2 separate regions of the Homo sapiens genome follow, and region 1 is linked to region 2. A link is an interaction called in ENCODE POLR2A ChIA-PET data of the cell type or tissue named here. Cell type or tissue: B cell. All regions are shown on one strand. Links, peaks and the distances in the headings refer to the core of each region. The heading gives the core; the rest is flanking DNA.

Region 1 (5,382 bases), core at 316-5,315, 130 kb before region 2:
TGGGAGGCTTAGGCAGGAGAATGGCTTGAACCTGGGAGGTGGAGGTTGCAGTGAGCCAAGATCGCACCACTGCGCTCCAGCCTGGGTGACAAGTGCGAGTCTATCTTAAAAAAAAGAAAAAAAGGCCAGGCGCGGTGGCTCACGCCTGTAATCCCAGCACTTTGGGAGGCTGAGGCGGACGGATCACAAGGTCAGGAGATCGAGACCATCCTGGCTAGCACGGTAAAACCCCGTCTCTACTAAAAATAGAAAAAATTAGCCAGGCGTGGTGGCAGGCGCCTATAGTCCCAGCTACTTGGGAGGCTGAGGCAGGAGAATGGCATGAACCCGGGAGGTGGAGCTTGCAGTGAGCCAAGATCGAGCCACTGCACTCCAGCCTGGGCGACAGAGCGAGACTCCGTCTCAAAAGAAAAAAAGAAAAAAAAGTTGATCTCATTGAGGTGGAGAGGAGAATGATAGTTACCAGAGCCTGAGAAGGGTGGGAGCAGGGGAGGGATGAAGAGAGAGGTTGGGTAATGGGTGCAAACCTACAGTTAGATAGAAGGAATAAGTTGGGCCGGGTGCGGCGGCTCACGTTTGTATTCCCAACACTTTGGGAGGCAGAGGCAGATGGATCACCTGAGTTGAGGAGTTTGAGACGAGCCTGACCAACATGGCAAAACCACGTCTCTACTAAAAATATAAAAAACTAGCCAGATGCGGTGGCGTGCACCTGTAGTCCCAGCTACCCTGGAGGCTGAGGCAGGAGAATCGCTTGAACTCGGGAGGCGGAGGTTGCAATGAGCCGAGATGGTGCCACTGCACTGCAGCCTGGGCGACAGAGTGAGACTCCGTCTCAAAAAACAAAAATCAAAGAACAAAAAAAAAGAAGGAATAAGTTAGTAAAAGGAAAATAAATCTCGGGAACCCAAAATCACTAAGCCAAAGAGAAAAGTGAAACTGAGAACTGCACAGGGCAAACCTGCCTTCCATTCTCCCTAAATAAGCATTCTGTTCATGTGAGACAAATGCATATCTGATTGCTTCCCTTGCCCTACTGCTTCACTAAGCCAGACTAAGGGGTAAGTGAGTATTCCTGTGAATTGCGTAGTCAGTGCAAGGCTAATCAGAAACTCAAAAGAATGCAACGGGCTGGGCGTGGTGGTTTACGTCTGTAATCCCAGAATTTTGGGAGGCCGAGGCGGGCAGATCACGTGAGGTCAGGAGATCGAGACCATGCTGGCCAACACTGTGAAACCTCGTCTCTACTAAAATACACAAAATTAGCTGGGCGTGGTGGCGTGCGCCTGTAATCCCAACTACATGGGAGACTGAGGCAGGAGAATCGCTTGAACCTGGGTGGTGGAGGTTGCAGTGAGCTGAGATTGCGCCACTGCACTCTAGCCTGGTGACAGAGTGAGACTCTATCTCAAAAAAAAAAAAAAAAAAAAAGAATGCAACCATTTGTCTTTTATCTCCTTATGACCTGGAAGCTCCCTCCCCCACTTCAAGTTGTCCTGCCTTTCCGGATTTAACCAATGCACATCTTACATATATTGACTGATGTCTCTTGTCTGCCCAAAATGTATAAAACCAGTCTGTGCACCGACCACTTTGGGCACATGTTGTCAGAACCTCCTGAGGCTGTGTCGCGGGTGCATCCTTAACCTTGGCTAAATAAACTTTCTAAATTGAGACTTGTCACGCATACTCTTTGGTTTACAAGTTCTAGTGTTTTGTTAGATATGAATTCTATATTTCTTTTCAAAGAATCAATATGTCAGTATGTTCAATTCTTTGCCTTCTTCTTTTAAACTTAACTTCCTCATAAAGCAACCCTTTTAGATTACCTGCTCCACCCTGACTCCTTTCAATCACCTGCCCCACCCTGACTCATTCCGATTACCTGCTACCTGCTCCGCCCTGACTCATTCTCCACCCTGCATAACCATTTTTTCCCTCCAAACCACTCACCCCGTCACGCTCTTTAAATTAGCCAATCGGAATTAGTTTAGCCTGTGCTGTCTAACCCTAGCCAATAGGGGAACGACACAGCAGCAGGGGCCACGTACGTCAGAGATAAGAACCCCTTTCCCTCCCTTGTCCAGGTGTGCGCTCACCATTGCTCCATCTGTAAGGGTGCACCCTTCTATAGAAGTATCTTGCCTTGCTGAGAATTAAAAAGAAAATTTTATATTCAAGTGCTATTTCTTTTGTGGCATTGAAACTTTATTTATAACAGTTTGAAGCACACACAGTAGGGTAACTATAGTTAACAATAATTTATTGTATATTTCAAAATAGTTAGAAGGGAAGATTTGAAATGTTCCTAACACAAATGATAAATATTTGAGGTGATGGATGCCCTAAATACCCTTATTTGATCATTACACATTGTATACATGTATGAAAATATCACACGCACCCCATAAATAAGTACAACTATTATGTATTTTTTTTTTCAGATGGTCTCTGTCACCCAGGCTGGAGTGCAGTGGCATGATCACTGCTCACTGCAGCCTTGACCTCCAGGGCTCAAGCGATTCTTCGGCCTCAGCCTCCCAAGTAGCCGGGATTACAAGCACACACAACCGCGCCCGACTAATTTTTGTTATTTTTTTGTGGAGATGGGGTTTCACCACGTTGCCTAGGCTGGTCTCAAACTCCTGGACTCCAGTAATCCGCCCCCGTCAGACACCCAAAGTTCTGGGATTACAGCTGTTTACAAACGTGCATGACAACTATGTATCAATTTTTTAAAAGCAAAAAAAAAATTAGAACAGTTGAACAATTAAAAAAAGAATACACTTTCCATTCTTCCCTGCAGCAGGGAATAGCCAATGAAGTGTAAGTGCAAATACGATAAGGCTTCTGGGAAGGGTCTTTAAAGGGGCCTGGCCTAGATGGGAAGTCTGCTGTTTCACTTGTCCCCACCTTCCCTCTCTTCCTCCCACAAATAGCCCCTCTTCACAACTCTTAAAAGCATTCCTTTACAGTCCATTAACACTGCCACTACCTCTGCTGGAAGCTTCCTCATTTCCTGGGTTACTGCAATAGTGTCTTAAGTCATCTCCCCACCCCTTCCCTGTGATCCATTCTGTATATTACCCTACCAGGCTGATTTTTCTAAAACCCAACTTTGATCAATTCACTACCCTACTTCAAACTCTTTTGATGGTTCTCTTGCCTCCAGAAGTGGTTCTTAAAACTGGCTGCATCAGAATCAGCTGGAGAATTTGAGGAAGTCATACATTTTCCCAAAACGTAACCCAAACTGACTGAATGTGCATCACAGGATTGTCTAGGAATTAGAAGTTTCTTGTATTTTCTTCTTCTACTACTTCTGCTTCTGCTTCTCCTTCTCCTTCTCCTTCTTTTTTTTTTTTTTTTTCAAGACAGTGTCTCTCTCTGTTGCCCAGGCTGGAGGGCACTGGCATGATCTTGGCTCACTGCAGCCTCAACCTCCCAGGCACAGGCGATCCTCCCACCTCAGCCTCTCAACTAGCTGGGACTACAGGCGTGAGCCACCGTCCTTGGCTAATTTTTGTATTTTTTGTAGACATGGAGTTTCACCATGTCACCCTGGCTAGTCTTGAACTCCTGGACTCAAGCAAACCAACTGCCTTGGCCTCCCAAAGTGCCAGGATTACAGGTATAAGCCACCAGGCCAGGCCAAGGCAGACTTTATTCAGGACTATGGTGACAGGTATAGGAACCACTGCAATGAGATTTTGCAGTAGGGGAGAGAGACTGGGTTCAACTCCAAATATGACAAGACAAAATGAGAATTTATAGCCAAGGAACAGGATAGGAGTCAATGAATGGAAAGTTACTAAGAGGAGACATCAAAGATAGGGGAATTTTTTTCTTCTGTTTTCTCCTTGTTCAGGATCTTTTTATTTTATCTTATTTTTCTTTCTTTGTTTTAAGGCTAGGGGAAATCTTGCTGGGTAGACTCAGGATTCTTGCTGAAGGCAGGCTAGAATGATAAGATATGGAGAGTAGGCCAGCATGGTGGTTCATGCCTGTCATCTCAGCACTTTGAGAGGCCAAGTCAGGAGGATCTTTTGAGCCAGGAGGTCGAGATCACCTTGGGCAACATAGGGAGACCCCATCTCTCAAAAAAAAAAAAAAATCTGGCCGGGCATGGTGGCTCATGCCTGTAATCCCAACACTTTGGGAGGCCTAGGCAGGCAGATCACTTGAGGTCAGGAGTTCGAGACCAGCCTGGCCAACATGGTGAAACCCCGTCTCTACTAAAAATACAAAAATTAGCCAGGCATGGTGGCAGGCGCTTGTAATCTCAGCTACTCGGGAGGCTGAGACAGGAGGATCACTTGAACCCAGAAGGTGGAGGTTGCAGTGAGCCAAGATTGCGCCACTGCACTCCAGTCTGGGCAACAGAGCAAAACTCTGTTTTACACACACACACACACACACACACACACACACACACACACTCACACACAGAAAAAAAAATCTAAAAAAAGAAAGACATGGAGAGTAGAGGATGAGGAATTTGATCAGATATTGAGGTTGATCAGACACTGAGGGCAGGCATTTTTTACTAAACTGACTCAGCAGTATTTTTGCTAACACTGGATTAAGTGGGTCAAGGACAGAGCCCAAGGTTGGAGCTTAGTCAGAAAGAGGGCTCAGAGGACCCAGACTTAGGTTTGGTCAAGGAGAGAGTCTTTGTTACTATGTAACATAATTAACACAGCATGAACACAATAAACATTCAGTAAACGTTAGCAGCTACACTCTAGCCATAAGACATTAACGGTCGTGCCCCATGTACATGCTACTGTTCCCTTTCTATGCATTAGCACATTCTGACGAGTCCACTTAGAATGCTTTTCTCCTGCTTCGCCTAGCTAATTCTCCCTTGTCTTTCAACACTGAAGTCCTGTTGGAGTCAGTTCTGATCTGGGTCCCTCCTCTGGGCTCCCACTGCACGCTGTGCCTGCCTCCACCAAGTGAAAAACCACTGCAGGGTTTTAGGTGGAGGAGTGACCTGACTTGTCTTGAATATCTACTATATGCCAGGCACCACTGTAGGTTCTGAATCAAAATAAGAATAAAAAGAACACTTAGCAGCTGGGCGCGGTGGCTCACACCTGTAATCCTAGCACTTTGAGAGGCTGAGGCGGGTGGATTGCCTGAGCTCAGGAGTTTAAGACCAGCCTAGGCAACAAGGTGAAACCCCATCTCTACTAAAAATACAAAAAATTAGCCAGCGTCATGGTGTGTGCCTGTAATCTCAGCTACTCAGGAGGCTGAGGCAGGAGACTCGCTTAAACCCAGGAGGCAGAGGTTGCAGAGAGCTGAGATCATGCCACTGCACTCCAGCCTGTGCAACAGAACAAGACTCTGTCTCAAAAAAAAAAAAAAGAAGAACAC
Region 2 (5,382 bases), core at 83-5,082:
AGCAGGAGATTTTTTTGGGATCATTATGCATAGTGTACATTGGCTTTTGGTGGGGGTACTTAGAATTAAAGAGCCGGAGGGTCAGAGGTGAAAACATCATGCTTAACTTGGCAGGAGGAAGAAGTAGGATCACTGATAAGAGTGGTCAAAGAGGTAGGAGAAAATTTAGGATAATGTAGCATACAATCCATAAGCATCTCAAATTTGAAAAGAATCCAGATGGCATGTTCTCCCATCTGGGAGATGCTTTTAAATTGTATACAGTATAAAAACTGTTCTTCCAATTATGTCAAGTTAAAATTATCTTTAAAGCTGATATGATCAACAATTATCCTTATGTAGATTGTTTCCTTTGTCGCATCTCATGGGAATTGGGTTCTTCTCCCACACTGGGTCCCAGGTTACAAATAATAGGTTTAAGCTGGGAAGTGGTCAGGGACAGGAAGGGAGGGCATATTTGGCTTTATTGAATTCTACAAAGTCAAATAGAATTGTATTGGAATTATTTTACATGCAACATTGGTATTAGTGTGGCTGATCAAAGAATTGATTGTACTTAAATATGCAAATAGTATTAGGATAATACAATACTGCAATTTGATGTCCTCTTCAAAATAGCTCTGAAAAATATGATTGGAATTTCTGGAGTCTATTTTGAAAAGGAAAACTTTTTTTTTCTTTTTTCCTTCTGTACTTCATGTGAAATAAGTGTGTAGGCAACTACTTTAGTTTCTTTAAGTTTTGTGTAAAAGCTAACTTGGGTAGAAATAATGCTGGAGATGAGTATCTTATAAAAATCACTTCATTTTTCTGCTTCTTGAGAGAATATTTTACAGGGAAATTATTATCAATATGAAAAATGACTCATAATTCTACTTTTCTCATTCCAGAAGTTTTTTTTCTTAATTTTGGTAAAATATATATAAAATTTGCCATTGTAACCATTTTAAGTATACAGTTCAGTGGCATTGAGAACATTTACGTTGTTGTGCAACCATTGTCACCATTCATACCCAGAATTTTTTTACTATCTCATAATAAAACTGTACCCATTAAACAATAGGGCCCTGTTCCTCCCTCCCTCCCTCGCTCCCTCCCACCTCCCAGCCCCTGGTAATCACTGTTCTTCTTTCTTTATATTTGACTATTCTAAGTATTTCATGTAAGTGGAATGATACAAAATTTGTTCTTTGTGGCTATTTCATTTAGCATGTATTCCAGGTGATACATGTTGTAACGTTTATCAGAATTCATTCCTTTTTAAAAGTGAATAATATTCCATTGTATGTATATACCATATTTTGCTTATCTACTCATCAGTTGACAGATGCTTGGGTTACTTATACCTTTTGGCTATTATAGGCATTATTCAAGCATGAATAATGGTGACAGGAACATTGGTGTACAAATATCTGTTCAAGTCACTGCATTCGATTCTTTTGTGTATATACCCAGAAGTGGAATTGCTCCACAAATATTTGAGTACCTAGTATATGGCAGGCACTGTGCTAAGCACTGGGGATGCAGCAGTGAAAAAGAGGGGCCTGGTTCTTGCCCTTATGGAATTTACAGTCTAGTAGGGAAAAAAGATGTTAAATAAGCAGTTGCAGTTAAGTGGGTTAAATGTTACAAAAACGTTAAGCACAGAGTGCCGTGTGTATGTTTCATATAATTGTAATAATATATATATGTTAAGCCAAAAGAGACTATAAAACATCAAATACTTTTTCCCCTTCCAATATAATCCCCTGCAGCACCTCACTACCCCTGGCCACCTACCACATGGAAATGTCTTCTGCTGCTTTTCTTCACATTTAAAAATGCAATGCCGCTGGGTGAGGTGGCTCACGCCTGTAATCCCAGCACTTTGGGAGGCTAAGGTGGGTGGATTGCTTGAGGCTAGGAGTTCCAGAAGAGACTGGGTAACAGCAAGACCCTGTCTCTACTAAAAAAAAAAAAAAAAAAGCCATAGTGGCATGTACCCACAGTCCTAGCTACTCGAGAAGCTGAGGCTGGAGGATCCCTTGCTCCCAGGAGTTTGAGGCTGCAGTGAGCTGTGGTCATACCACTGAACTCCAGCTTGGGTGGCAGAGTGAGACCCTGTCTTTAAAAAAAAGAAAATGCATCCAGAATTTACTTTTTTTGTTTTTTTGAGATGGAGTCTTGCTCTGTCACCCAGGCTGGAATGCAGTGGCACGATCGTGGCACGATCTTGGCTCACTGCAACTTTCGCACCACTGCAACCTCCACCTCCTGGGTTCAAGCGATTCTTGTGTTTTGGCCTTCTGAGTAGCTGGGATTACAGTGCCACCACGCCTGGCCAATTTTTGTATTTTTAGTAGAGATGGAGTTTCACCATGTTGGCCAGGCTGGTCTCGAACTCCTGACCTCAAGTGATCCGCCCACCTTGGCCTTCCAAAATGTTGAGATTATAGGCGTGAGCCACCGCACCCTGCCGGAATTTACTTTTGAATATGATGTGAGGCAGGGCTGTACACTTTAGTCTTTTTTTTTTTTTTTGCCTTTTTTTTTGCCCTTTTTTTTTTTTTTGCCGTATCATGAACCAAAACCAACTACTTTCCTTGTACATTTGTCTGTTTCTATATCCTCATTTTTAGGTAGCAATACTTCTATAAGTAGCTTTATCTTTTTCCCTATCTAATTGTGTCCAGCAGTTGGAATCACGCTGTCAGTCAGCATGAACATTTTTAAAGCTCTTGGTAACTGAAGTTATATTGTTTTCTAATAGGGTTGTACTGATTTTACAGTGCCATCAGTGCTGTGATACGTGGTAACCACATTTTCCCTGCTTCGGAGATGTTAAACAGTCCGTGCAGTTCCTCAGATTTCTTTAATTTGCATTTCTTTGATTACTAGCTGAAATTAATATTTCCCCTTGTTTTTCAGCAAGGTATTGTGAATGTGACTGACAAACTTAAGTTTAACCTGAGAGGGCCTTATAAATTATGAGTATACAGTAGTTTTTAGTAAATTACTGGCACTTTTTTTTTTTTAGTATTTAGATGTATCTACTTTTTTTAAATTGAGTTTGTGTATTTTGTAATGTCTGTTCACCTTATTTGTGGTTCTCCTAGTTCATTTCAATTTACTACTTAGGAAACCTGAAGTAATCTATCCATCCTCTTGTTTAGCCTAGTAGTGCTAAGTTGCATTCAGTGGATAGCCAATTCGTGGATGAGCTGAGTTCAAGTGTTTTGTAAATAGAGTATGAGAGAATCAGTGGGAAGAGCCCAGATTTTTTTTTCTTACTGTAGTGTAATCTTTTTAGCAGTGAAGCCTATAGTGAAATGAGATTTTTATTAGTAACTTAGCCTGCTTCTTGATAGTAATAGTTATTTATAGTCATGAGCCGGACGGATAAAGTAAAATTGGCTGTTTGACATAATTCTTTTGAAAAATAATTATATAATTGTATTTATCTTTATGCCAGGTGGTAGTAGTCTACATAAACTACTTCCAGGTAGGAAGTCCGCAGTATTCTCCTTTTGGGGATTTGTCAGTACCAAGGCATTGCAGAACCTATGGAAAAAGATATCCTTTATGATATCTGAGAATGTTCTGGACTAGCTAACTTTAGAGTGGTTAAAGAGACACTAACAACTTAGTGGTGAAAAATTTTCCAGGTGTAGAAAGAGAAGTTAGGGGCAAATAAAACATTGTATAGAGCAGTTAATTTTGTTTCCTTTAACCTGTGTCAGAAAAAGAATAATTTTCTTTTCTTTTCTTTTTTTTTTTTTTTTTTTTTGAGACGGGGTTTCGCTCTTGTTGCCCAGGCTGGAGTACAATGGCGCGATCTTGGCTCACTGCAACCTCTGCCTCCCAGGTTCAAGTGATTCGCCTGCCTCAGCCTTCCTGAGTAGCTGGGATTACAGGCATGCGCCACCATGCCCGGCTAATTTTGTGTTTTTAGTAGAGACGGGGTTCTCTATGTTGATCAGGCTGGTCCCGAACTCCCAACCTCAGGTGATTCGCTGGCCTCAGCCTCCCAAAGTGCTGGGATTACAGGCATGAAGCATCATGCCCGGCCAAAAGAATAATTTTCAAACATCCTTTATAGATTGACTTATTTAGGAAGATAGAATGTATTATTTATAGTTTTGCTGAAAATAATCATGCATGTTACATTACATTTAAATGCAGTGAATGGAGAGCCCTGTTCCCCTTTCAGCGTAATCATCTTGTTTTATTTTCATGCTAGCATTTACCAGTACTTGGTATTTTCTCATTTTTCTTCCCCCTCAATAGACTTTAAGCTCCATGGGGGCAAAAACTTCTCTCTTCAATGTTGTAAACATGGTGTCTCTAATAGTGCCTGATATATAGCAGGCTCTCAAGAAATATTTGTTGAATGATTTAATTTAGTGCTTTATCTGGATACTGATCAAAATATTTTATTTAATTTAAATTTTTTTTTGAGGTGAGGTCTCACTCTGTCACCGAGGCTGGAGTGATCTCAGTTCACTGCAGCTTCTGCCTCCCAGGGCTCAAGTGATCCTCCCACCTCAGCCTACGGAGTAGTTGGGCCCACAGGCACACGCCACCACACCTGGTTCATTTTTTGTATTTTTGGTAAAGGCAGGGCTTCACCATGTTGCTCAGGCTGGTCTCGAACTCCTGAGCTCAAGCAATCTGTCTGCCCTCCTTGGCCTCCCAAAGTGGTGTGATTACAGGCACAAGCCACCGTGCCCAGCTTCTGATTAAAATATTTATAAATAAATAAATTTAGTCTTAGTTGTGAATATAACTGCATTTCTGAACCTACCACTCAGATTCTTAAACATCAGTCTATGAAGCAGGAAAAAGTTTTGAGATCTGAGAGGCTTGTCAGTATTACTGTAGAATACAAGAAATTGGAGCCAAGGTTAAAAAATACAGTCTGAAGCTCATTAAATACTTTTTTTTTTGCTCTATTTAACTATGTCTGAACTCATTATTGGCATGTTTTCTTCTGATCAGTTGTCCTTACAAGTTAAGACAACCGTTTATTCCTTTTTTTTGAAACAAGGTCTCACTTTTTCACCCAGGCTGGAGTGCAGTGGTGTGATCACAGCTCATTGTAGCCTTGGCGTCCTGTGCCCAAGGGATCCTCCTGCCTTAGCCTCCTGAGTAGCTGGGACTACAGATGTCTGCCACCATGCCTGGCTAATATTTTTTATTTTTTGTAGAGATGGCGTCTTACTTTGTTCCCCAGGCTGGTCATTATGTGCTTTAATCAAATGTAATAGTAGCAATGATTCCACGATAGTTTTAGTTTGCATAGCACTTTCACTCTGTCTTCATCATAATAATGATCCTTTAGGGAGGGAGGTCTTATGGTATTTTTTATTTTTTATTTTTAGACACGATTTTGCTCTGTTGCCC

The links. ChIA-PET counts read pairs that join two places held together with the same protein. Peaks named below come from ENCODE experiments on the same cell type or tissue, not always from the same donor. Only the 100,000 strongest peaks of a DNase experiment are listed, where the experiment ranks them.
Region 1: POLR2A ChIA-PET joins it to region 2 with 6 read pairs; 6 of 35 experiments call an interaction of 5 or more read pairs at or near these places.

The regions. Positions count from the first base shown.
Region 1 is chrX:123,848,194-123,853,575 of GRCh38, forward strand. No RefSeq gene overlaps it. Among named protein-coding and RNA genes, the nearest start is that of XIAP, 9.2 kb to the right of the region's middle. In B cell, for the core only: no CTCF peak of the experiment used is centred there; no DNase peak of the experiment used is centred there.
Region 2 is chrX:123,980,230-123,985,611 of GRCh38, forward strand. All of the region lies in intron 1 of STAG2 (STAG2 cohesin complex component), which reads left to right. Among named protein-coding and RNA genes, the nearest start is that of STAG2, 21 kb to the left of the region's middle. In B cell, for the core only: no CTCF peak of the experiment used is centred there; a DNase peak (open chromatin) is centred at 2,632.